Regions from separate parts of the Mus musculus genome. Here all the other regions are linked to region 1. Evidence: chromatin loops called from intact Hi-C (ENCODE). Cell type or tissue: left cerebral cortex. All regions are shown on one strand. Region 1 holds the start of Ctnna2 (catenin (cadherin associated protein), alpha 2). Region 2 overlaps Ctnna2 (catenin (cadherin associated protein), alpha 2). Region 3 overlaps Ctnna2 (catenin (cadherin associated protein), alpha 2). Region 4 has its middle 43 kb from the start of Reg3b. Region 5 overlaps Ctnna2 (catenin (cadherin associated protein), alpha 2). Region 6 overlaps Ctnna2 (catenin (cadherin associated protein), alpha 2).

Region 1 (4,000 bases):
AAGTGGAAAAATATCACAGTAATATGTGGACAGTGGTGACACAAGTCTTCTATCCCAGCACTTGGGAGGCAGAGGCAAACGGATCTTGGATTTCTGAGTTTCAGACCAGTCTGGTCTTCAGAGAGTTTTAGGCCAGTTAAACCTTGTCTTAAACAAAACAAAACAAAACAAAACAAAACAAAACAAAACAAAACAAAACAAAAAACAAAAGCAAAAAATTCTGAGTAATAATATCAGGGGAAAAAATCAGCCCTTTGAGTATTCCCCTCATTTAACTGGAACTGTTGAGTCCTTATTCTGGGAATATTCAGAGTTTAAGGTGCCCATTGCTTCCTGGATAGCGCCATGTAGCTCTGATATAGGGTTTCTCTGCTTTTATAGAAGCACTTCAGCAGCCAGACTCTTGTTAGTTCCACAATACAAGATCTTGCAAGTGCTTACTCTAAACCAATGCTTTTTTTCAAACTCTAGTTGAAGGCCAGCAGCCAGTCTCCTCCAGTTCATGGGGGTCATATATTATAGCACAAATGCTTTAAGTGATATGTATATTTTATTTATTTAGCTAACTAGCCCGTCTATTTTGTTTATTTGTTTACTATCCCCCTTCCCCACCCCTGAGTATTTCTTCAGTTTCTATAGGCTGAGAGCAAAGAAAACACTGAGGAAAGAAAGCTGGCCGGCCTGCGGTGCTACTGTCCGTGGTCCTGAAGCACAATTGTGTGATAAAGGTGTTTAAAAATCATCGTTTAGCCTGCATTTTATGATATTGTCCACTTTTCCCCTAGACGTTTTAAATGTGATCAGCGGTTATAGGAAAGGAAAACACAGTCAAGGATACATTGGGGAAGAAAGAAGAGGAGCATAGAGAGTTAGTCTAGAGATAGTGAGACACTTGTGTTCCATGTAATTTCCTAACAACTGAAAACGTTCCATTTGGGAGCAACAGTGGATGAAAATACCGCGACAGAGCCAAGGATAAAAGGGCATTAGCAATGCATGTATCCAGTGATACAGGGTCATTTAAGTATAACATGAACAAAAGATCCAGTGAACCAGGAATCCAGATGGAATAAAGTGTAGGCTGTATTCCAAGTTGCCAGAAGCTTTCTTCCACTTTTTCCGCTTTGATGTAGTACAGACAAAGCCAAAGTTGTCAATCGGCACTGTGATCGAACAAAGACAATTGTAACTTATGCTTCTTCCTGTATATAGCGGTGTACTGGTGTACTGTTTTTGCCTCTAAGCAAATCTCGCAGTTAGACCCCATCACTAAGCTCCCAGTACTTCTGGCTGGCAAGGCACTCATGTCTCTAGTCATGTTCCCAACTCATGTAACCCCTATGAAGCAGAGAGTGACCTTAAATATTTTGGATACTTCAACATGCCTAGAGTGCTTAATACAGATAACTACAATGTCTTTCACGGAAATTGCTTTCACGGAGGTTTGTTTAACAGACACAGCCCTGATTTCTCTAACAGTTCCATCCTCTTTCAGGCTCTCTGGCATTCGGGGCTACAGGTCCACCTGGGCTGCACCGGGCCCTGGCCTCCTGCTGCCACGTGGTAAGGTCTTTCTGAGTGTGGAACCCCATCTGTCCTCCATCCCCTATGCAGATCATTCTGGAGTCCAGCCCCTCCCTGCAGGGCCCGCAACAGCTCCTGGTCCCCGCCCAGAGGGTAACGCCATTGCCATGGAGACGGCACCTGCGCCCTCTGTGGCTCCTTTCTCCAGTCCCTCCCCTCCGGCGCTCCCGGGCGGCGCTCCCGGGCGGCGCGCCCGCGTGCCCATCCTTTAGCAGCCCGGGCGAGTCGCGGGCACGAGCGAACGAGCAAGCAAGTGAGCGGCCGCGCGTGCGCACTGGCCACCTCCCCTAGCGGCGATCCGGGCCGCTGCCGCTCGCTTGGGCAGGACGCGGGGCGGGCGGGGGGAGGGGGGAGCGGCTTTGCTGGCAGCCCTGAGTGAGGCGGAGACCCGGGCGGAGCGGGCGGCACCGCACCTCGGCCAGAAGCAGCTGCAGCAGCTGCCCTAGTCCCCACCGCCGCCTCTCCAGCAGCTTCTGTCATTCCGCGCCAGCTGCTGCAGACAGAGGACGAGGAGGAGGAGGCGAGAAACTCCCACCGACCCACAGAGGTGAGTCCCGGGCAGAGCATCCTCCATCCTTGCCTGCCTCCCTCCCTTCCTGCCTCCCTCCCATCCTCTTCGTCCTCCCCTCCCTCCCGCTCTCCAGCCCTCCCGCCCTCATCTTTCCCAACATCCCTCTCTCCTCTCCGCTCCTTTCTCCTTTCCAGCCTTTCTTTCATCCCTTTCTTCTCTCACCCAGCCCTACTTCCTTCCCACCCTTTCTTTCTTCCCTGTCTTCCTTTCAGCCACTCACCCTTCAGCTCATCTTTGCATACCTTTTATCTATCTTCTCTTTATCACCCCTCCTTTTCTTATCCTCACCCCCTTCCCTGAGGGTGGGATGGTGGGAGCATCCTTGCCTGGTACAACTGTCCGGATTCGGGGGTTTCTTGAAAATTGGTTTCCTGTACCAAGAGAGGCACGCTCGCGCAAAGGATGCCCTGCAGTTCTTTACATTGTCAAGATTAAGGGTCAAGTTGGACAGAGTACTGGAAACTGGAAGGAATAGAGTCCAGGAACAATCTATGGATGTGTGCTATAAAGGGTGGGGGTGGGGAGGTTGTCACTTAGATATGTTTCCAACCGTCCCCCACTCCCCTCTTCAACAGTTTCTTCCTTTCTTTTTTTCCCCCTGGGATTACACATTCCCAGTGTGTATCACACTAATTTAAAACCCAGGCTTTTCTGCTGTGATTGTCGTCTCCATGAGAAACCACAAGGAAAGAGAAGCCTGGAAGGGAACAAGAAAGAAAAGAGGGGAGGGGTGAGGAAGGTTGGCAACAGTGGAAGCCTGAATCCCTTCCTCTAGGCCTTTCTGGATTGATGTTTTCAAACCACCCGCCTAATATTCAGCTTGGACTTGAACCTGTGTGTCCTTGGCTCCGTCACTACTTCACAGACAGAAACTCTCTCAACTTTAATACCGGTGCATTACACATTGTGTTTTGCTTGGTATGCAAAACACCCGGAGAACTTGCTTTGAAGAAATAGAAAGATAACACTTTTTGTTCATCCCTGGTTAACTTCAAGAAAATGAGAATGGCTAGCCAGCTATTGAAGAATGAGGCTCTCCTTTGCCGTTTTGTAAACATATCATTTTGATAGCTTTAGCTGTGTGGTAGGATACAGCACAGGCACCCTCAGTCATGCTCAGCCGCCTTATAGAAATCTTGACATTTTGGGGGGAAAATGTTCTGTGTACTTATTCCTAGATGTGTTTACACTAATGGGAAAGTTGAATTAGCTCTGGGAAGATTGTTCCTGAGAATTTTAAATTTTCGGTCAGTTTTGCATCAGTTGCTTGCACTGAATCTTGTGTTTCACATTGCTGTCTTCAGCGTCACTTCAGTACATTTCAGTCTTCATCAAGAATGGCATGGCAGTTTTTCTGTTTGCAAATGTTTCTGAAAAGCTTAACTTATACATGGTGGCACAGCCATGCTGCTTCAGTATAACGTCTCGGGGGCTCTGATTGTGTGCATAAAAATAAGCTGAAAAATCAAAGACTTAGTTTGCCCCATTGAGATTCTTCCGAATGATTACTCCACCCCCAGCCTTAACTTTACCATAGTTAATTTTCTTGTATAGGTAGCATGTATAGAGGGATCCAAAGCTGGATTCACTGAAGTTGCAGTCAATAACTATAGCATGGAGAAAGTCGTGGATTTATTCCTCTTGTTGAAATTTTGATGACTTTCCAGCAGTGTAATAGGCACTTTTGCATTTTATGTGACTGTAAAGTAGGAGTTGAGATGAAGAGAATTGCCTTCGAAAGTGACAGAGTGCCGACCTGCCTAAACGACTGATACTGATGGCCATGTGGATTCATATTTGGAAAGTATATGATATTAGCAAACAAGGGAAGCCTCTCTCTTTCAC
Region 2 (4,000 bases), 130 kb after region 1:
TCACATTGAGAACATCTTTTACACTTTCTCTGTAACCTGTGATTTAATTGGCCCTTTGAGGACAGGTGGTTGCTTCCAGCTTGTAAGGACAGCGAGGAGTAGGTTTCAACTCTAACCACTGTAGCAATGACAGCAAGCTTGGGAAAATCAGCATTCAAGGTTCCTTTTTAACAAATCCATCACATGCAAACTTCTCTTTTCTGTCACTGAATATGGCCTATGTAGCAGAGAAATGATTGAGGTTTATTCCCAAGGGGATACATTGAGTGATTTGACAAGTACTTCTTTTATGTTTAGAAAAAGAATATTCCTGTGACCTTCAGGACTGGGCTGTGACTAACTCAGCTTCTTGGCTCACAGAAAGCTTGGCATTCTCCTAAGAAGCTTTTCTTTTTTTCTATTTGAAGCCAGATCAGTGGATCTGAGGTGACTGTGCCAGCATTTTTGGTTCTCACCCCAGTATTTTTTTCCCTGTGTGTTACTTTATGAAGTTCTATATTGGAACACTCTGAAAGGACTCTGTGCCTCTCTTGATCTGCTCACTTATATAACTATCCTGCCCATCTCATTTCAATTTCATTTATAAATGAAATTCTCTAGTTTGTGTGGATCAGAGGGTATGTATGGGAGGGTATGTGCACATGTTCATATGTGTGTGCACATGCATATTGAGGCTAGAGAGCAACTTTGCCTGTCATCTATCTGTCTGTCTGTCTATCTATCTATCTATCTATCTATCTATTATCTATCTATCTATCTATCTATCTATCTTTCTTTCTATCTATCTATCTATCTATCTATCTATCTATCATCTATCTATCTATCTGCCTATCTATCAAGAGAGAGATAATTAGTGTGTCATTCTAATGTGAATATTTGTACAGCTGCATTTGTTTATATGTAATGCATGAGGCCAGGATCCCATGGAGGTTTTGGGGCAGCACATTCCCTGGAACTGGAATGTTAAGCTGTGGTAGGATGCCTGATGTCAGTATTGGGAACTGAATCTTGTTCCTCTGCAAGAGCAGTAAACACTCAATCTCTGAGTCATCTCTCCACCTCATTATACACCTTGTTTCTTTTTTGAGTCAGCATCACTCACCTACCTTTGTCCATCATTGTCTGGACTTCTGCCTCAGTCTGTAAAGTGGTCCAGAAAATGATGGACAAAAGCCTATAGGAGCACACCTTGACCTGAACTGCTTAGATGTAGATATCCCTGATCCTCTACAATTTAGCCTCTCTTTGTTCCTCTTTATAACATGGCCAAGTTGATCAAGTCACCATTTTTTAATTTCTGCTCTTTACTATTATCTTGGATGTTTGATTGGCTTCTTGAGGACAGATGGCTGAACTTGGCTTTTTGTGGCACAGGCTACACCCCCAAGTTTGGTAACAATATCAGTGCAAGAAAAAGCTATCAAAACATATGCAGGAAGCTTCTGGCATCCATACCGACTCTATAGCAGAAGCTCCATGCCCAGCTGCAGAATTCCCTGCCTGTCAGCACTGCCTGTAGCAGTTGCTAGTGTGAATGGGGAAATTGTAAAGTGCCTGTAGGTTTCTAAGCACCAGTAGCATGTGAGTGCCAACTATGTTGTTGTAGAGGAACCCAATTCTAAATCTGTGTACTTGGATTGCTGTGCTCGGTTTATTTAGAACATGGCATTTGGAGAGATATAAAATACCAGCATGCTGTGTTTTTTGCCTTTTCTTATTTTCCTGAGCAAATTGGTTGGGTCTTTTTACTGAATGATTACCTAGCTGTAGGATGTATGGGGGAGGACTGGTGAAGAAGTATTTTTGTCACGGTGCCTATTGTGGTAGACCTTCTTTGCATTGTTAATTTGAGTAGGAATAATCACCTGTATTGATTTATAAGTATGGAATTTGGTGGGGACATTGATTCCCAAGAAGAGAGCAGCCATGAACAATTTGATTTATGATGGTGTTAAGGCAAATAATTCATATTCAGTTTCTACAATCTAAGGTCGCCTGCCTGGTGTTTAAATGTCAGAATGTATTCAGCAATTTCTTGATGAGTAACATACCCCAGATGGAATGTATAATTTATTTTTTGAGGGCAGAGTCATATTTTGCTTTGACCTATTTGAAACTAAGGAGGCTACCTCTGTATTAGTTGTTCTTAGGTGAGACAAATAGACATGGAAGGCATTCATGCTGTGGGGTAGTTAACATTTCCAAGTAACTTGATTCTGAAGTTAGCTGGTAATGTTTAGCCACGAGTACCACGTTTAAAAATACTTTTTCTATTTTTAAGTGATGGAAACTATTGCCCCAAGGTGTATGATATTCTAAGGCTTGAGTTAACAAGAAAATGGCCAAATGGTCTTGTAATCCCCTGGGGTCATGAATCTAATGATCATAAGGAATATACTTTGATGCACAAATTTTCTTTGTATGTCTTTCCACTGGCTATAATGTTGCTTTCTCAATTCTCCCAGTTCCATTTGTATTCCTAAGAACATTTGTCTCACCAAGACATAACTGTTCTCTGATTTAACTATCTTCAGTTTCAAAGCATAAGTTGCATGAGGTCAAGATTCAAGCCTTAGTCTGAAGATAGCAGATGAATATATGCAAAACACTAACTGAATGAATGTTTCTGTAATATTAGGGTTCTGAAATTTCTTGGATGTGGGTTTGAGAGGGACACTGACACACATTGTTCGGGGTAAGGAGTTTATTAGAATTGTTATTCATGCCTTGGAAAGACAGACATAGACAATAACGTGGCATGGGTGATGGAGAGGATTGAAGTCCCAGAACCAGAGACAGACAGAATGATAGATGCTTTGAAGAAAGAAGTCATAACCCATGAGACAGAAGAATGGATAACTCCCTAAGATGGAGGTTTTTTCATAAGAAGACTGAAGCCAGGTTCTCTGATTCCCATGAAACAAGCAGGAAATGAGTGAGAAATAGGATATTTGCCTATTAACGTTTCCTTTGATGTCATCTCACTTCCCCATGTGCAGTAGTTAATCTTCTTTGTCACCTTGACACCCTGGAATGAAGGAATCTTCATTGAACACTTGTCCCAATCAGATAAGATCCCTTGGTCATGTCTCTGGAGCATTTTCTTGATTATTATTATTATTTTTCAAATAGATGTGAGAAAGTCTATTCCATTGTAGGTGTTCGTTGCCATTGTCAGATAGGTGATCTTGGGCTATATAAGAAACCTAGTAAGAATAAAGCAGGAGCAAGATAGTAAGCTGTAGATTCTTCTTCAAGGTCACACCTTACATTCCTTCCTCGACTTCTCCTGATGATGGGCTTTATATCATGTATGATGAAATAAACACTTTCCTTCTCAAGTTGTCTTTGGTTGTTGCATGTAGCCATGGCAGTAGAAGGCAAGCTAGAGCAAAGGAAGAAATATTAATACCTGGAAGCATTTTATACAGAGAGTCACAAACATGTCTAGGGTAGGCCATCTACTAGTGTTTGTGAGTGAATATCTGCTGCAGATATTGTGGCTTGAGCCAAATTCTGGTTTGAGTTATAACATTATATTCCTATAGGTCCTCTCTGTAACGTCCTGATATATACTAGAATGATAACGGACCTTCCAAAATATCTCAGATCTAAGAATTTCACAACAGCACTGACCCAGGTTTTCCATCTCTGACTTTTATGGGGTAGACCGAAAGCAGTCTTCAAACATCTTCTAGAATTGGGCGATGAGCTCCTTTTGAAATTCATGGTCATGACATATGTCCTTGAATATTTTTTCTAATGGATTCCATATATTCCTGCAGGGAGCATGACTTCGGCAACTTCACCTATTATTTTAAAATGGGATCCCAAAAGTTTGGAAATCCGGACACTCACAGTGGAAAGACTATTGGAGCCACTTGTGACACAGGTAAGGGGCTTTTTTACTATGTATGTTTTGTTGTTATTGTTGTTGTTGTTTTTATTGGTGAGTTCCATGATCCTCTCAAGATTGTTGAAGTTTTTAAAGAAGATACAC
Region 3 (4,000 bases), 110 kb after region 1:
TCTTGATTTTCTTTTGTTTTGCAAATTGTATCTTGGGTGTTCTATGTTTCTGGGCTAATATCTACTTCTGAGTGAGTGCATATCTAATGACTTCTTTTGTGATTGGGTTACCTCACTAAGGATGATATCCTCCAGATACATCCATTTGTCCAAGAATTTCACAAATCCATTGTTTTTAATAGCTGAGTAGTACTCCACTGTGTAAATGTACCACATTTTCTGTATCCATTCTTCTGTTGAGGGACATCTGGGTTCTTTCCAGCTTCTGGCTATTATAAATAAGGCTGCTATGAACATAGTGGAACATGTGTTCTTATTACCAGTTTAGACAGACTGATAGATGGATTTGAATCTATATGAGCTCCCGGTTAGCTTAATGAAGGTACAGGTATAGAAATATGTATAGATACATGTATTGTCACACATTGGTGTATAGGCATATTTCTCAGACATCTAATAACCGAGAAGATCAAGTAACAGTGATCAATAATCTAGTACCCAAAACGTGATTTTCTAATGCTCTTCTCTAAAAGGAACCAAGATATCTTAGAGAAACACCTGTCTCAAGGTAGAGACAGGAGTTTGCTACCACAGTCTCAACAATTTTGCCATTTTTGGAAGGAGATCACACATGAAATGTGTGTCAAGGTGGCTTTCTTGAAATAAGCCAGCTGAGAGAGTTTCCTGTGGGTAAAACTGGTTAAAATGGAAAAGTTCTAAGAAATGGTTTGGAGTCGTAGCCTGAAATGTTGCTTCAGATATGCTTACTGACATAAGAATATGATTAAATAAGTAGGTACAGATGGAGAACAAATTTGTCAATCAAGGAAATGTTTAGTTTATGTAGTGAAACTTACTAGCTTAAGAAGAGTGAGGATAAGCCGAGTGTGGTGGCGAGCGCCTTTAATCACAACACTTGGGAGGCAGAGGCAGGCAGATTTCTGAGTTCGAAGCCAGCCTGGTCTACAGAGTGAGTTCCAGGACAGCCAGGGCTATACAGAGACACCCTGCCTTGAAAAACCAAAACCAAACCAACCAACCAACCAAACAAAGAGATTAAGGATAGATCAAAGATCCAGTGGTTGTACCCTTCCAATACCCACTGTACACTGCCATTTAATGTCTATGGTACAAGTCATTTTGACAGTTCATGTGATTCTGACAGTTGTACTTTATGCCCACAGTTTTCCTCTAAGAAACATCTATAGTTATTTTTAGGATTTATTTCATTTTTATTAGGTTTTCTATGGGGTATGTACACACACTGGTCACTAATCATGGAGGCCAGCAGTGTGTGTTGGATCTCCTAGAGTTAGAGATTACTGAACTGCCCAAGTTGGATCTTGTGAAGTAGATTCTGGTTCTCTGCAAGACCAGAGAGAATCCTTTTTCTTTTTTTCTTTTTCTTATTCATTTTACATTATGTTCACTGTCCCTCCTCCTGGCAACCTCCTCCCATAATCCTTCATTCTTCCACTTCTCTGATAGGGTGGACCCTCTCACCCCACCCCCAGACCTCACCTGGGCACATCAGGTCTCTTCAGTGCTTAGTCCATCCTCTCCCACGGATGCCAGACATAGCATCTAAAACAACATATTCTACAGACAGGCAACAGCTTTTCCGTTTGGGACCCACATGAGGACCAAGCTGCATATCTGCTACATATATTTGTGATGGGGGTGGGGTGGAGTGGGTGGGTCATTGGTCATTCATTCATGCAGTTTCTTCTCCATGCATGAGTTTTCTTGCATTTTTATAAACAGGATACATTTTGTTTCGAAAGTTTTGTGGTTGAGTTGGAGCATCCTTAGCAACTGAGCAATCTCTCTAGCTCCAGCACACCCAGGTTATCTATCATCTATTTGTCCGTCCATCCATCCATCCATCCATCCATCTATCTATCTATCTATCTATCTATCTATCTATCTATCTATCTATCTATCTAATCTATTATATCTATCATCTATATGCATGAGTGTGTTGCCTATATGTGTACCATATACATGCCTGGTGCCCTCAGAGAACAGAAGGTATAATTTGATCCCCTAAAACTGGAGTTACAGAATATTTTGAGCCACCATATGGGTACTGATGATTGAACCAGGGTCCTCTTCATGCTCAGTCAGAGTTCTTAACCTTGGAGTCCTGTCTCTATCCTCTATAGCTCCAGTTTGGTGAAGAGAAAACATCAGACTGGTCTCATACCAGAGGTATACTACAACCTTCAGCAGCACCTCTCAACTAGGTTAAGGTTACCCAAAAATAATGGAATAGTAAGACACTCACATGCTAGAACTGCTTTTTAAGAGACATGAACTGTAAACATAATGTGATACTTTGGAATGGAATCAGGTACTGAATAGGACCTAGAGTAAAGCTAAAATCTGAAGGATATACTTTAAACATGTCTTACATTTTCATTTTGAGTGTTTGCCTACATGTATGTCTGCACATGTATGCATTACCTGTGGAGGCCAGAAGAGGGTGTTGTCAATTAGATCTGGAATTACAGATAGCAACTTTTTTTCCCTTAGGGGAAAAAGAAAAAGCAATAAAATGATAGTGGGTAAAAAGACATTATGTTGTAGTCAGTGCTCTAGTTATAGCAACCTAAATGCGAAACAAACACCTCCGCATTCCAGGCTATTTCTGTTTAAGGTGTTCTCAGCCTCTTTTAGGTAGAGGACTATTTACAGTGACTCAGAAACAGACATTTCCTATTGCAAGCCATTCTGGTGACCTTGGTAGTTCTTCATTTCCAGTTCTTCATATAGAGGCTGGGAGGAGTGTCTGGGGACCATGATGGAGATTTTCAAGGGCTGTCTCTGCATTGGATTTTTATTCCCATACTCACTCACACCCAAGGCCAAAAGACAGTGTCTTGACTCATAGAAGAAAAACAATTAATGAGAAAGCATTATTCTTTCAGAGTGTAGTTTTTTTTAACTGACCATAGATGTGATAACTCATCAATAATTGACATGAGTGTTCAGCAAACAATTTTGCAATTTTTTTCACTCGATGATTTTTGTTAGGAAATAACTAAAATAAGCCTTCCGGAAGGTGATTGCATCTGATATATGCTCATGAATCATAAACTAGCATCATTTTTGTTGCTGCAATGACAAGTTTTGTGTTTCCCTTTTTGTTTAGTTGGGTTTTTTTGTTGTTGTTGTTTTGTTTTGTTTTATTATTTGGGGCTAATAATGCCATATCCTCTAGAATTTGGGAGGAGAATAAGCCATTTTAGCCTTTTATGGTCACTTGACATTTCTGATACATGGATACTCACCCATCTTTTAAGCCATTGTGACTATTGAATTTCCTGTGAGGCTAGGGGTAGCCTTGTAGACAGGAACATTCACACATACAGAGGCAAGGAGCCCACAAAGAGCTTTCAGTGGCAGCATTGGGACCTGAACAGTAAATAGCATTGGTCTTTCTAAGGACTTGCTGATGAGCTTATATTTTGAAATAAAATATTTTAGGAATTTGCATGAAGTTGACACAAAATGGCTTATAGGCTTAGGATAGTACATGCCTTCAGCATGTACTTTTGAGATCTAATACAGTCACTGGGAAAATTATTTACATTCTTAGACTATAAGCATTTAATATTAAATAACTGCTTCCCATTTTCAAATATTTTTTTTCATTAAAATACAAGCTGATATCAGTTTATCACTTTTAAACAACAAACTGAATTGAGGCCAACCATGTAGGTGCACCCTACCATCCTGGCACTCAGTAGGCTGAAGCAGGAATATCATGATTTTGAGACCAGGAAACCTTACCTCAAAGAGCTTCACCTAATTTTTAAAAAAAATATTGAGTAAAAGGAAACAAATTAGGGCTTCACTAGCTAACTGAACTAATCTGTCTTGGGCTCATTATGAATGAATTCCAAATTACATTTGAACCATTTTGTGTGTGTGTGTGTGTGTGTGTGTGTGTGTGTGTGTGTTTGTTTCTTTGTTTGTTTGATAGGTTGGTTGAAGA
Region 4 (4,000 bases), 350 kb before region 1:
TCATCTGAAGAACAGTGTCTGTGGAAGACAGCCTCTGTGATAGACATTAGGTCCAGATTGTTTGACTATGCAGTGCTATTGTTATGGGTTTTGTTTAAAAACAGGGTAAGAGCCTAGAGAAAGTTCTCTGCAGCTGAATGTTTTCTCTGCAAGCATGAAGAACTAAGTTCAAATCTCAAGCACCCATGTAAAAATCCTTGTATGGCGGTATGCATGTTTGTATGTTTGTAATTCTAATGTACTTGAGAATGAAGACAAGAGGAATGTCAGAGTTCTCTGATGTTTTGCCTGGCACCAGATTCACTGAGAGACTCTCTGCTTCCACAGAGTATATGGGGACACAACCGACTCACATTTGTGAACATATATTACACACACACCAATCTCTCTCTCTCTCTCTCTCTCTCTCTCTCTCTCTCTCTCTCTCTCTCTCTCTCTCTGTGTGTGTGTGTGTGTGTGTGTGTGTGTCTTACTCTCTCTCACACACACATACACATACAAATTAAAAAGAAAAAGGAATGATTTAATTGTCTGTCATAGTGTCATATATGTCAAGAAATTAAATGCTGAATTTGCTCAGCCCTATTAGCTAGGCAAGGAGAGAGGGAAGCTACATCCATCCCTAGAACAGTGATCTGATAATTGGAGTTTTCACTATCTGAGAATGAAGAGTCAATGCCTGCTGCTTCCCATTTAAACCTGCCACCAAAACAGAATTATAAATTCAAACATCTCAAGACATCAGGTGGACAATACAAAGGATTGGCTCAAGCTTTGTGTAAAACAGAGATGGTAACAATAGCCAGTAAATATGTGACACCAACCGAACCTGTCCAGAGGATTGCATTTAGCCCGCAGGCAGATGGCTTTTGACCCTTGAAAGAGCAAGGGAGTCAGTCATCTTGCAGAGACTGTAAGAACAGTTGGCCTTAAGCATTCCCTAATTAGAGCCATCAGGTCTGTCATGGTATAGGGTCATATCAGCAGTGATGTTACAATGCAGTGAGGGGCAGGGGTGAGTGTGACCTCATCAAACTCTCCCTGGATCCTTGAGTTCTTGCTTACAGAGCAGATGGAGAAGCTGAGAAATTAACTAGGAATGAGATTGTGCTTAGGGCATCATAATATTTTTAAATATTTTCCTTTGCCTTCCTTTCTTGTTCCCTTCCTTTTTTTTTAACCTCATCCTCCTATTCTTCCTCTTTTTTAACTCCTTTTATCTCCTCTTTCTCTCTATTATTCTCTCTATTATTCTCTCTATTTATGGATTGAATGTTTATATATTATATATTTGATATGTTCACATTCTAACTTCTAAAGCAGTGGTATTAGGAGGTGCACTCTGCAGAGGGCAGTTGTGTGATAAGGAAAGAGACTTATAAATAAAATCAATGCCTTCTCAAAAGAAACCTCAGCATTCTCACAGTATTTTTCTGCACTGCAACAACACAATGAGGAGATGACAGTTTACAGTCAGAAAGATGGCATCATCAGAGTCAGATCATGCTGGCGCCCAGATCTCAGACTTTCTGCCTCCAAACATGTAAAAAAAAGTGTGTGTGTGTGTGTGTGTGTGTGTGTGTGTGTGTGTGTGTGTGTGCGTGCATATGAATGCCCATTGTTTACAAGCTATTATGTCTTCTCTATGGGACTTTGTCACAGGAGCATGAAGACACTGAGCTGATATATTTATTGATGAATTTTATCAGTCCATGTGTTCTTTCATGCTATAATTTGTAGAATGTCTGTTTACCAGCTAGGGATGCAGTAGAATGGACACTTTGTGTCCTCAACTTCACTTATAATTGTTGAACCTAAGAAATCTTATTTCATTCTCCTTGTCCCTGTCCCTGTCCCTGTCCCTGTCCCTGTCCCTGTCCCTGTCCCTGCCCCTGTCCCTGTCCCTGTCCCTGTCTCTGTCCCTGCCCCTGTCCCTGTCCCTATCCCTCTTCCTTTCCCTCTCCCTCTCCCCTGGTCCTCTCCTTCTCCCCTGGTTCTTTCCTTCTCCACCTCTCCTTTCCCTCTCCTTGTCCTTGCCCTTCTCCCTTCCCCTCTCCCTCTCCTTCTCCCTCTCCTTTTTCCCTTCCTCTTCCCCTTTCTGTCCTTCTCCATTTCCCTGCCCTATACTCCTTCTGTACTTGCTAGAGGTACATTAATTGGCTGCAGAACACAAAAAGGACAGATAGACATTTGTTCATAAATTTGTGGATTGTTTCTTTCTGTTCTACACTCATATCTTCATCTTCCCATTTTTTTTTATTTTTACATCCAGACAAACAAGTACAACATTATCAACTGGTAAGAATGCTAAGCAGACAGTTGGTGGCACTGCTTCTCAGCAGAACTCCCTAGTGCATTAGAAAAGGAGTACTTCTCTATTTATTTTCAAAAGGTTGACTAGCCCTAAGGACATGAGAACTGTTATAGAAGTTGATTTCTGCACCTCCAAAATGGAGACTAGTAGAGCAGGTCTTCAAAGCTGCAAGTTTAATTAATACTCCCAAAAAGCTTGAGTGAGAGTTTCCTTATATCATAGGAGTGTTGTTTAGAAAAGAAGGCATAGAGTGACAGAGCTTTGAGCCTGAGAGTAGATTGGAACAAAAATTTCTTTGAGATGTATCTCCCCAGCTTGTCAAGGCACAAGGAGGAAACTAATTCTTCCAGTTTCCCCTCCAAATTCCTAATTGTTTTAGAGATTGTCTGTCTCTTTTAGCATTCAGTATTATGCATGCTGATTTTCAGAACAGTCTAGATTATATTCTGTTTACTGTTCAAAAAGAATATCAAAATAAATCAATAATTCTAGAAAACCAATCAGTGGCAAAAAGATATATAGACAGAGCTAAGGAGAAATAAATAAGCAAATATAGAGATATGGTAGATGGGAGAGAAATAACAAATAAGGGTATTTATCGACAATGTTTCTAACATTTAATAATTGACACCTACAGCCTGGGCTCTATGGTTAGTTCTTTATTCTTGTTGTTTCATTAATATATCTATGAATAATTCTATTAGTGACTAATCCATATTATATTTTAATAAAGCCCAGTGTAAATTAGATATATCTGTGCAAGTACTTCACTGTGCATTCAGTAGCTGGAATGCAAAATTTGTTTATGGTTTTCATGTAAAATATGTGCCATAAGATATCTCAGGCTAACAGTTGTCAGCATGCCAACTCAAGTCATAGTTGAACAAGCCGATTCTTTTATAGCTTTATAGTCAACATATAGACCATAAAGATGAAAAAAGAAAACAAAGCTGATGCAGAGCATTACCTTCACTGAAGATATTCTCTCACCCATTCTCACAATCATGCCTGTTATTATAATTACTTCCAATTTAAATGACATTCTCCTGTCTGGAGTTTAATATAATTGGCTTATAATTAAGTATTTTATTATGTGTAGGGATACTTTTAATTAGCATAGAATTCTCATTCTTCACCTATGTGTGTATTTCTTATTATTGCTGAATAATATTACAGCCTAGAAATATAGTACAATTCATTTATTATTTATGTTTCTGTTTTCAGGTTACTATGAATAAAATCACTGTAAGTACTTGATTTAAAAAATATTTTGTAACAATACAGTTTCAATTTTCTTGGATAAATACTTAATAGTAGATTCTTTAGGTCACACACAAAGTGTCCTGCTTTATTTTTTTAAATGTCATCTTTTTATTATTTTATTTATTTACATTCCCAATGTATCCCCCTTCCTGTTCCTTTCTCCATGAGTCCTTCATCCCATCCCTCCTCCCTTTTGCCTCTGAGAGCTCTCCCACCTTCTCACCCAGTCCCACTTCATCCCACTAGCATCCCCTTTCCCTGGGGCATCATGGTGCTACAGGATTGTGTGTATCCTTTCCCACTGCGACCAGACACAGCAGTCCTCTGCTACATATGCAGGGGGCACAGACCAGCCTATGTATGGTCTTTGCTTGGTGGCTTAGTCTCTGGGAGTTCTGAGTGGTCTGATTAGTAGATACTTAG
Region 5 (4,000 bases), 120 kb after region 1:
ACCTCTTTATGCATTGTGAACTGCCTTAGAGCATGATGTTTCCATAGAGAGATTACTACTTAGAAAATGTCATGGTTTTCAGTAGACATGGCTCTAAGTCAAGTTTTGAGATTTGCTCTCCACTCTCCACCCCACCCTCCAGGGATTTTTTTTTTTTTTAATTTGAGCTCCATAAGTTGACAGGATTAGTGTTAGTCAAATACTCTCAGATGAATCTCTGTGCCTTATGCTACTTGAGAAGAAGTTCCATGTAATCTATTGTGGGTAAGTCTGTTCAAGTGATTGGACTTTGATACCCTCCCATTAATGCCTGATCTTGGAATATACTTTTCTTCCAACCATTTGCTTTTCTGCAAATCACAAACAAATTAAGTACATAGACCTGTGCATATTGATCTTGGGATTTAAGTATGGAAAAGTCAACAGAATGAACAACTAACATAAGCCATGATTTATGTCCCCATTGGGGAAGCATGATGTTCTCTGTGAGCAAAGAAAATACAGGACAGGTCCTGAAATGAGCAGATTCAGTGGCTCGAAGGGTAAGGAAAAAAAAAAACAAGTAAAGAAACAGGAGTATATTTTTTATGCAAGGCTGATGAAAGATGGCTCAGAGGCAGGGAAGATCAAGAGATGTTTGCAGAGCCACTAGAAGGTATGGAGTTTAGGAAGACAGAAGATGTAAGGTAAATGAGAAATGAATGAAGAATCTTTCCTAGGGGACAGCTAAAATATCTTCAACTATATATTTAGGCAATAATGGTTATCAGGCTTTTTAATTAATACAACATATTATAATTTGTAACTTAAGATATCTACTTTTCCTGAAGAATAGTGGAAGGAGGCAAAATAGATAAGAATAACATGATGCCAGCAACCAAGAAATTGTTTCAATTAAGAAGAAATGGTGAAATATTTAATTAATACATGAGAATGGGGATGTGGAGTTAGGGCTATGCTAGATATAGGTGGACATAGAACTTGTTGTAGATGACTGGCTTTTTGCTGTAGGAAGTGAGAAAAAGGAATCAAAGACAGACAGCGGTTCTATTTTTATCACATTTTCATTTAAAACGTAAATATAACCACTGAAGTGTAATCATAAGATTTGGACACAACTTTGTGGGAAATGAAATCATTTTAAGCACTTGGAAATGTAGCCAATGGTTAAAATATGAGGCTAGAGACAAGAAAGGAGTCCTAAGTATAGTGACAGAAGTTTGGGAAATTTCAACATCAGGTAATCTATGAACAGGAAGGAGATAAGCCAGAGACTATCTGAAAATGAGGTATGAGAGATGGGCAGTGATGGAGTGTGGAGTGGTAGGTTTAAGGAGACAGATAAAGAAAATGAGGTCTCAAAGAGAATTGTGAACCATATGCTAAGAAGGTGGAGGAATACCAAGAGAATATGGTGTCCTTGAAACTAAGGATAGAACGAAATTGTCAAAACATTGCTGTGAGGGCAAATAAGACAAGAACGAAAAGGGGGCCCATGATATTTTAATATAGATTTATTTTTATTTAGATAAGGACTATGCAATCGTTACATAAGTAGCATGAATATATATGGTAGAAATATATAATTATGTATATAATTTGTCACCCAAAATCCCATCACCCTGAATAACTACTGTTCAAATTTGATACATCTTTCCAGACTTTTCTCTATGCAAATGTATGCTCTGCATCAAAATATACATCTATATATAACAAAATGAGTTCATACTGTAAAAATATGGAATGCGGCATGAATTTGCCTATCATCCATCCCGAGGGACCATGATAATCTCCACAGCAATCTGATTTTAGTGTATGAGCTGGCACGTCACATTGGGCCCATTGAATCAAGTGTCTAGGGGATCGAATGTAACTTTGCAAGGCTAATTTTGTTGGAATGGAGGGCAGAAGCCAGATTGTGGTGGGCGGTAACATGAGTAGGCAGTAAGGAAGTGATAGGATAACACTAGCTGCTTGGGAGGTAGGCTCTGAAGAGAAAGCAGAGTGTCAAGAGAGGAATAGAAAGAAGAGTGTGTATCTTATATATGTTTGTGCCTGTGTGCATTCATGAGTGTGTGTGTGTGTGTGTGTGTGTCTGCGCTTACACACACACACACACACACACACACACACACACACACATTTAGTCTTACTCAGATAAGACTTTCTCACTGTTTGTTAAGAGCCAGAAAAAGGTTGAAGAGACAAGGAAGAGTATATTTCTATAAAGTAATGTCATAAGCAAGAAAGGATATGTTGTAGAGATTAAGGAATAAGATATTTTTTATGCAAGAGATAATTGTTTCATAGGTAAAAGTCGAAACATAAGCTGATACATTTGCAGGTGTGTCCTCTGAGGTGACTTTTCTCACCTAAGAATGTGGATATGATATCCACATGAGTTATCTGTTGAAGATTATTTTTTTGATCTTGTATGAAACAAATGCCTTCTACATTAGATCTGACCTACCAGGTTTTCCCTTGTATAATTATGGTAATACCGAGAGATTGGTGCTAGGAGAGTCTAGCCTTCTCTAGGGGCAGGAGAAAGGGCCCCTTAGTTCTTGCTTCTCTTGGCAAGCACAAAGACTCAGTTCCTAGTACTCATGTAGTGGCTCCCAACCATCTGTAACTTCCATTTCACATGATCTGCCCCCCCTCTGCTGGATACTGCAGAAACTGTCCACACATGATGCATATAATTCCAGGCAGACAATCATAAATACTGAATGAAAATGAATAAATCTTTATTTTAAAGAACCTAGCCTACTTTTAACAAGGTAAAAATTTAGGACTTCTAAACAAACTTTCAGTAACCTTAAGTAACTTTGAGTGTCTTGGAATCACCTATTTTTGAGAAGCTCATTTTTGGGCGTGTTCTGCTTTTTTCCCCCAAGACTTAACTCTCTGGGAAGAAGTTGTGGTTATATTTGGAGAAGTATACTGGGAAGACATATTTTGAACAATTTTGGATCGAACTCTATTAACCCTCAGATTAGTGAGTCTAAATCTTTGAGCTTTAGTTCTGTTCATTAAAACTGGGATCCTGTCTCATTGGCCTTGCTGTCTGAAGAGACCCCTTAAGGTAGAGCCTAAAACTGTTGGTGGGGCTGCTGCTCAGGGGAGACCCCGGAGCTCCGGCTAGTGTTGCTGCATGGCTGTCTTCTGTGCAAGTTACTCAGGAAATTCCCGAACTCCGGATCAAATCTAGAACACCAGGATTTGGTGACAACGTGTGCAGCTATTACAAAGGATAATCAGCCTGGTCGATGATGTGCAGTCGTCAGTGTTGTTGCAGAATATAAATATTGTGAATTTATTGGGAAGTGTTGACTACCTCAAAAAGCACAGCACAGCTGAAGCGTACGTTTCTTAAATGCAACGAAGCAGAAGCAGATCTCTCGAGGCGCCTTTAGGTTCCTACACACTAACAGAAATGCTGCAGATGACCAGATGGAAACATACTTTATAGTTTGCATCTCTCCTAAACACAAGACTCTCAAGATTAATAAGGTAATTTAGCAGTGAGCACACATGCTAGCACTGCTGATGTTGAAATATCAATCCTTATTGTAAAATACTGCTAAGCAAATATAATTGTTATAATGTGTTGTAACCTTTCCAATACTGTCAATCAATGGGAAGGGTCAATGCTAGCCCCATTCAGAAAAGCTAGTTGCCACTTATTATAGCTGCCATTGTTCAGAGAAGTTTTATGTGTTTATATTCAGTAAACAAGCTACTTTTGGCCAGGAGAAACTTCATGGATCGGGGGTATTAGGTTTAAATTTTATTCCTATCCGTTTCTGCAACCTAAATCCTTATTAAGTCACCATCACATCTGTGGATTTAACATTGACTTTTAAAATACAATATGATAATCCTCTTGGACTTACTTCAAAATGCAAGGTATTATGTGCTAATGAAGTAGTCTCATAACCATTTTGTTGTTTAATATAGGTCTTAATTAAATATCTTCATTTTTGTATTTTGTTATTAT
Region 6 (4,000 bases), 330 kb after region 1:
TCAAAAGGGCATGTTGTGATTGGAGAAGTGATACAGGACATGAGTAGTGGGTGCTCATTCACCTCATCTGTTTCCTATTTGTTCAGGTGGAGGGATCAGGATGCCTTATAAGGCCTAAGTATTACCTGTGAGAGTGTTTTCTAGACTAGATCCCAGAATAAAGCTCATGGTTCCTAGTTTATGGGCAAACTTCCCCAAGCTTTTACTACCTCTCAAATACTGATTTTTTCCTTGAACTCTGTGAACTAACCCTAAAGATGGGTGTCACATCTTATGTTTTCCAGCACGTCCCTGGGAAGGCAAAGGACCCAAAATGGAATGTGCTTTGGGGAGGGGGGTGTTATTAAATTTTTCTCAAAGAATATGCCCTCAAATGCCAAGGAAGACTGTTGCAAACTGCGTGAGGTTCACAGCGCAAGAAAGAACTTTACCTTTTCCAAAAAGATTTAGGGGAAAAAACAAAACAAACAAAACAAAAACAAAAACAAACAAACAAACAAAACAATGTTAAGAGAAACTGTCTGGGCATTGAATTCAAACTAACGTGTTTTAGGCCAAGAGTGTTCTTTCAGCTCGATGTCTTTTTGGCAGGAATGTTGCTTTCTTCTCCTTGGGGAGGTCCCTGGGGCTTTCCTAGGCTGCAGTGCTGGCTGGCTCTAGCCAACCTCTTTCTGCTTAATGCATCTTTTGTAATACTAGTAATTGCACTCAACTATACTGGAGAAAAAAGTTTTAAGATCTTTACATGTTACTCAGACATTAAAGGCAACATTTGATGGAAAGTATTTTTTTCTCTAGGAAGTCCTTTTGAACAGTGGGCCAATGGGACTGACCCTAAATTAACAATGAATCCCCTTTTTTTATTGTAAGCAATGATGTTCTCTCCTGGCTTTTCAAATTTAAGACCATTTCTTTTTTAATTATTAGTGTTTTATATATGTGTGTGTGGATAGATTGAGAGACAGACAGACAGCTTACTGAGTTCATTTAGTGCTGTTTATATGCAGGTGTGTTTACGACTGATCATTTGGCTATACTATCAGCATGCTAGTCCATGCAGAACACCAATTTCCCCCAACAACTACACTTGCCTGAATGTCTTCACCTGAGGTCAGGATCTTTTGAATCCCCCCCCCCCCCCCCACGCACACACAGGGGTTGTCATTGTCAGATGCAGGTCTTGTTGAGGCAATCATAGTTTTGAGATTTTCAGGGTACCACTTCCCTGTTAGACACTCTCTCAATGCAGATGTCCTTACCTGGTCCTCTGGCTCCCATAATCTTTCCTCTCTGGAAGTTATCCAGCAGGAATGCTGCCTCTGGTCTTCTGACCTTTTCTTTGTGTCCCCTGAGGTTTCAGTATAGAGGTTGCAAGTGTATCAACGGGTTTCAATTTTCTGCGTTTGGCCCAGTTGACCATCTCTATAGTACTGTCCATCTGTCTACAACACCAGATACTCTCTGTGATCAGGTCTCTCAATTTCTCTCTCCTCTTCCTCCCCCTCCCTCTTTCTCCCTCCCTCTCTCTTCCTCTCCCCCTCCCCTCCTCTCCTTCCCTCTCCCCCTCCCCTACTCTACCTTCCTCTCTTCCTCCCTTCCTCTCTTCCTCTCTTCCTCCCTTCCTCCCTCCCTCCCTCCCTCCCTCCCTCCCTCCCTCCCTCCCTCCGTTTCTCCTCTCACCTGCTCTTTTGTCCAGTGCTGTTAACTAATACTTCTGCAGCCCCTTTGTAATGTCAGTTGTGTTTTGTCCTCCACACACCAGATTGAGGGAGGTGAAAGAAAAGGATTTAGCACAAAATCATGCAAAGGTCATCCCAGCAACATTAAGTAGGCCTGTCATACTGTCGGTAGTAAAATTAAAAGTGATCCTAGACTAGATAATGCATTTGTTCTCAGACAGCAGCAACAGAAAAGGTGGAATGTTGCCATCTTGTGGACACATCTGGAACCGCGTTTTCGGGAGGTAGCACTGACTTGGGGTGAAGGGTTGTGTCCCATCTTGAGTTCCTATCAGTCCTGATGTCATTGCGTAGAACTACCCTTTGAAGACAAAGCCCCTGCCAAAACTGGCATATACAAACAAAAGTCGCTCTAAATAAACATGGCATGTTTGGGGTTTCCCTGAGTAATGTTGTTAGTGAAAAGCATAGCCTCTGGAAATATTACATATACCTATTTATTTTATAAACTTAAGATGAAAAACGTGAGAAGCTATTGTCTAATGGTTGCTGAAGGAGAGCAAGGCAGCTTTCTTCAGATGCAGACCCTGGTAGATTGCCCATGTGAAACCACAATCAAGCAGGAGGCACTAGGTAGACTATGTTGTTTAAAACCAGAGGCCATGGGAATGGGAGGACATGGTGAAGGAGGTCAGGGCAGATGCCGAGGGAGGAGTCACAAGTGGAAATGATAGAATTGTTTCTAAGTATGTATGAGATTCTCTTTTTTTGGGTTGTTTTGGTTTTTGGTTTTTGGTTTTGTTTTGTTTGTCTTGTTTTGTTTGTTTGTTTGTTTGTTTTGAGACAGGGTTTCTCTGTGTAGCTCTGGCTGTCCTGAAACTCACTCTGTAGTACAGGCTGGCCTCGAACTCTGAGATCCACCTGCCTCTGCCTTCCAAGTGCTGGGATTCTCAAAGACTCAATAAAAATATATTAAAAACAAAAGTGCATGCACAAGATTAACTAGCCAAAATCCCAGAATTGAAGTGGGGAGCATAAAGTCCCACACCCCGCTCCAGAGATTTTACAGTGGAATGGCGCTAGGGGAGAGAGCATCCGTTTTCTTCAAGGATGCAGCCATCCAGTCCAGTAGGTTGTCCTATGCCCATATACACTACGTGGACTCTGAGTTTTAATAAAGGGCCCATGAAATCAGAAAAAAAAAATAGTTTGGGGGGAGAGGACTTGATAAAGTGCACTGTAAGCATGTCCACAATTCTCAAGCAATAGCAAAGGAAAAAATGGAAAACAACAACAACAACAACAACAACAACAACACACACACACACACACACACACACACACACACACACACACCAGCATTTACATGTGCTAATGCAGCTGGTTATAACCTATCTGGTTCCTTTTCACTTTTCTTTTCCAAATATACAAGTCTCTTTAGCATATGGTAATACAAATAAGGCGAGAAAAAAACCACTAAGTTCTTTGTTTCTTGCTTTATTGTTGTTGTTGATGATGATGACGATGACGATGACGATGATGATTATACCAAATGACTGGCAAGAAGCCACTTAAGGCTGAAGGAGATATTTGCCTAACAGTTTCAAGGGATCTAGCCCACCATGGAGGGAAAGGTATGGCCACAGGTGACTCCATAGTAACAAGTGTGCGTAGCTGTCATAGGATCGCTTGGCCTCATATCTTAGAACAGGAAATACATGACTAATAGGAATATGGGACAAGCTATAAAACCTCATGCCCACTCCTTAGTGACCACTTCTTCCAATAAAGGCCTACCTTCTAATTGTGCCACCATCTTCCAATGCACTACTGTTAACTGGGAAGCAAATGTTCTAACACAGGAGCCTATAGGACAGTCCCCACTGGAGCCGTAATGGGGTTTTCTCATCAGAGTTAAGTAATTCCATTCCTTGGTTGGCTTAAAACTATGGAATACCAGCAACCCCCTGCAGTGTTACCTGCTAATGGCTGATTTACCTCAAGCATTCCACTTTGCTTTTAGGCCATGTGCCAAATGTGTTGACGTTCTTCCTTTCCAGATATAGATTCCTTTCCTGCCCTAGTAATTTACAAGAACAGAGAGGGAGTTGGCCTCTCTGAGATTCCTGTTCATGGTTCTCTGTCAGTAGTTCACTAATTATGAAATAGAGTGGATTCATTTTTCAGGAACACCCAACCTCATCTTCTGCTTTATACCCCAATTTGTAATTATTGGAAAATTGAGTGATCTTGAGCAAATGCCAGGCAAGCCTCTAAAATGTGGTAAAGTCACAGAGGCTCTGAGAGGTTGGACAATTCCT

The links. Hi-C counts contacts between places; a loop is a spot of excess contacts. Peaks named below come from ENCODE experiments on the same cell type or tissue, not always from the same donor. Only the 100,000 strongest peaks of a DNase experiment are listed, where the experiment ranks them.
Region 2: it touches region 1 in a loop (4-fold over the local background); 2 of 42 quality-filtered maps call a loop at or near these places.
Region 3: it touches region 1 in a loop (5-fold over the local background); 4 of 42 quality-filtered maps call a loop at or near these places.
Region 4: a loop joins it to region 1, with 4 times the contacts of the local background. A loop is called at or near these places in 2 of 42 quality-filtered maps.
Region 5: a loop joins it to region 1, with 2.9 times the contacts of the local background. A loop is called at or near these places in 4 of 42 quality-filtered maps.
Region 6: it touches region 1 in a loop (3-fold over the local background); 4 of 42 quality-filtered maps call a loop at or near these places.

Annotation. Positions count from the first base shown.
Region 1 is chr6:77,977,551-77,981,550 of GRCm38, reverse strand. It overlaps Ctnna2 (catenin (cadherin associated protein), alpha 2), which reads left to right and starts at 1,884. Exons shown (of 20, transcript NM_001109764.1): 1 at 1,884-2,131. In left cerebral cortex, a CTCF peak has its summit at 1,879; DNase peaks (open chromatin) are centred at 1,781, 2,449, 2,816, 3,196 and 1 more place; H3K4me3 peaks cover 2,860 bases; H3K27ac peaks cover 1,760 bases.
Region 2 is chr6:77,845,370-77,849,369 of GRCm38, reverse strand. It overlaps Ctnna2 (catenin (cadherin associated protein), alpha 2), which reads left to right. Exons shown (of 20, transcript NM_001109764.1): 3 at 3,786-3,892. The coding sequence starts at 3,791. Among named protein-coding and RNA genes, the nearest start is that of Ctnna2, 130 kb to the left of the region's middle. In left cerebral cortex, no CTCF peak of the experiment used is centred here; DNase peaks (open chromatin) are centred at 414, 1,051 and 1,537; H3K27ac peaks cover 769 bases.
Region 3 is chr6:77,872,008-77,876,007 of GRCm38, reverse strand. All of the region lies in intron 2 of Ctnna2 (catenin (cadherin associated protein), alpha 2), which reads left to right. Among named protein-coding and RNA genes, the nearest start is that of Ctnna2, 110 kb to the left of the region's middle. In left cerebral cortex, a CTCF peak has its summit at 2,458 (motif pointing right); a DNase peak (open chromatin) is centred at 2,633.
Region 4 is chr6:78,326,326-78,330,325 of GRCm38, reverse strand. No RefSeq gene overlaps it. Among named protein-coding and RNA genes, the nearest start is that of Reg3b, 43 kb to the left of the region's middle. In left cerebral cortex, a CTCF peak has its summit at 2,324 (motif pointing right); a DNase peak (open chromatin) is centred at 2,353.
Region 5 is chr6:77,860,888-77,864,887 of GRCm38, reverse strand. All of the region lies in intron 2 of Ctnna2 (catenin (cadherin associated protein), alpha 2), which reads left to right. Among named protein-coding and RNA genes, the nearest start is that of Ctnna2, 120 kb to the left of the region's middle. In left cerebral cortex, no CTCF peak of the experiment used is centred here; DNase peaks (open chromatin) are centred at 15, 1,350 and 1,889; H3K27ac peaks cover 1,477 bases.
Region 6 is chr6:77,648,217-77,652,216 of GRCm38, reverse strand. All of the region lies in intron 5 of Ctnna2 (catenin (cadherin associated protein), alpha 2), which reads left to right. Among named protein-coding and RNA genes, the nearest start is that of Gm38837, 45 kb to the right of the region's middle. In left cerebral cortex, a CTCF peak has its summit at 1,931 (motif pointing left); a DNase peak (open chromatin) is centred at 1,924.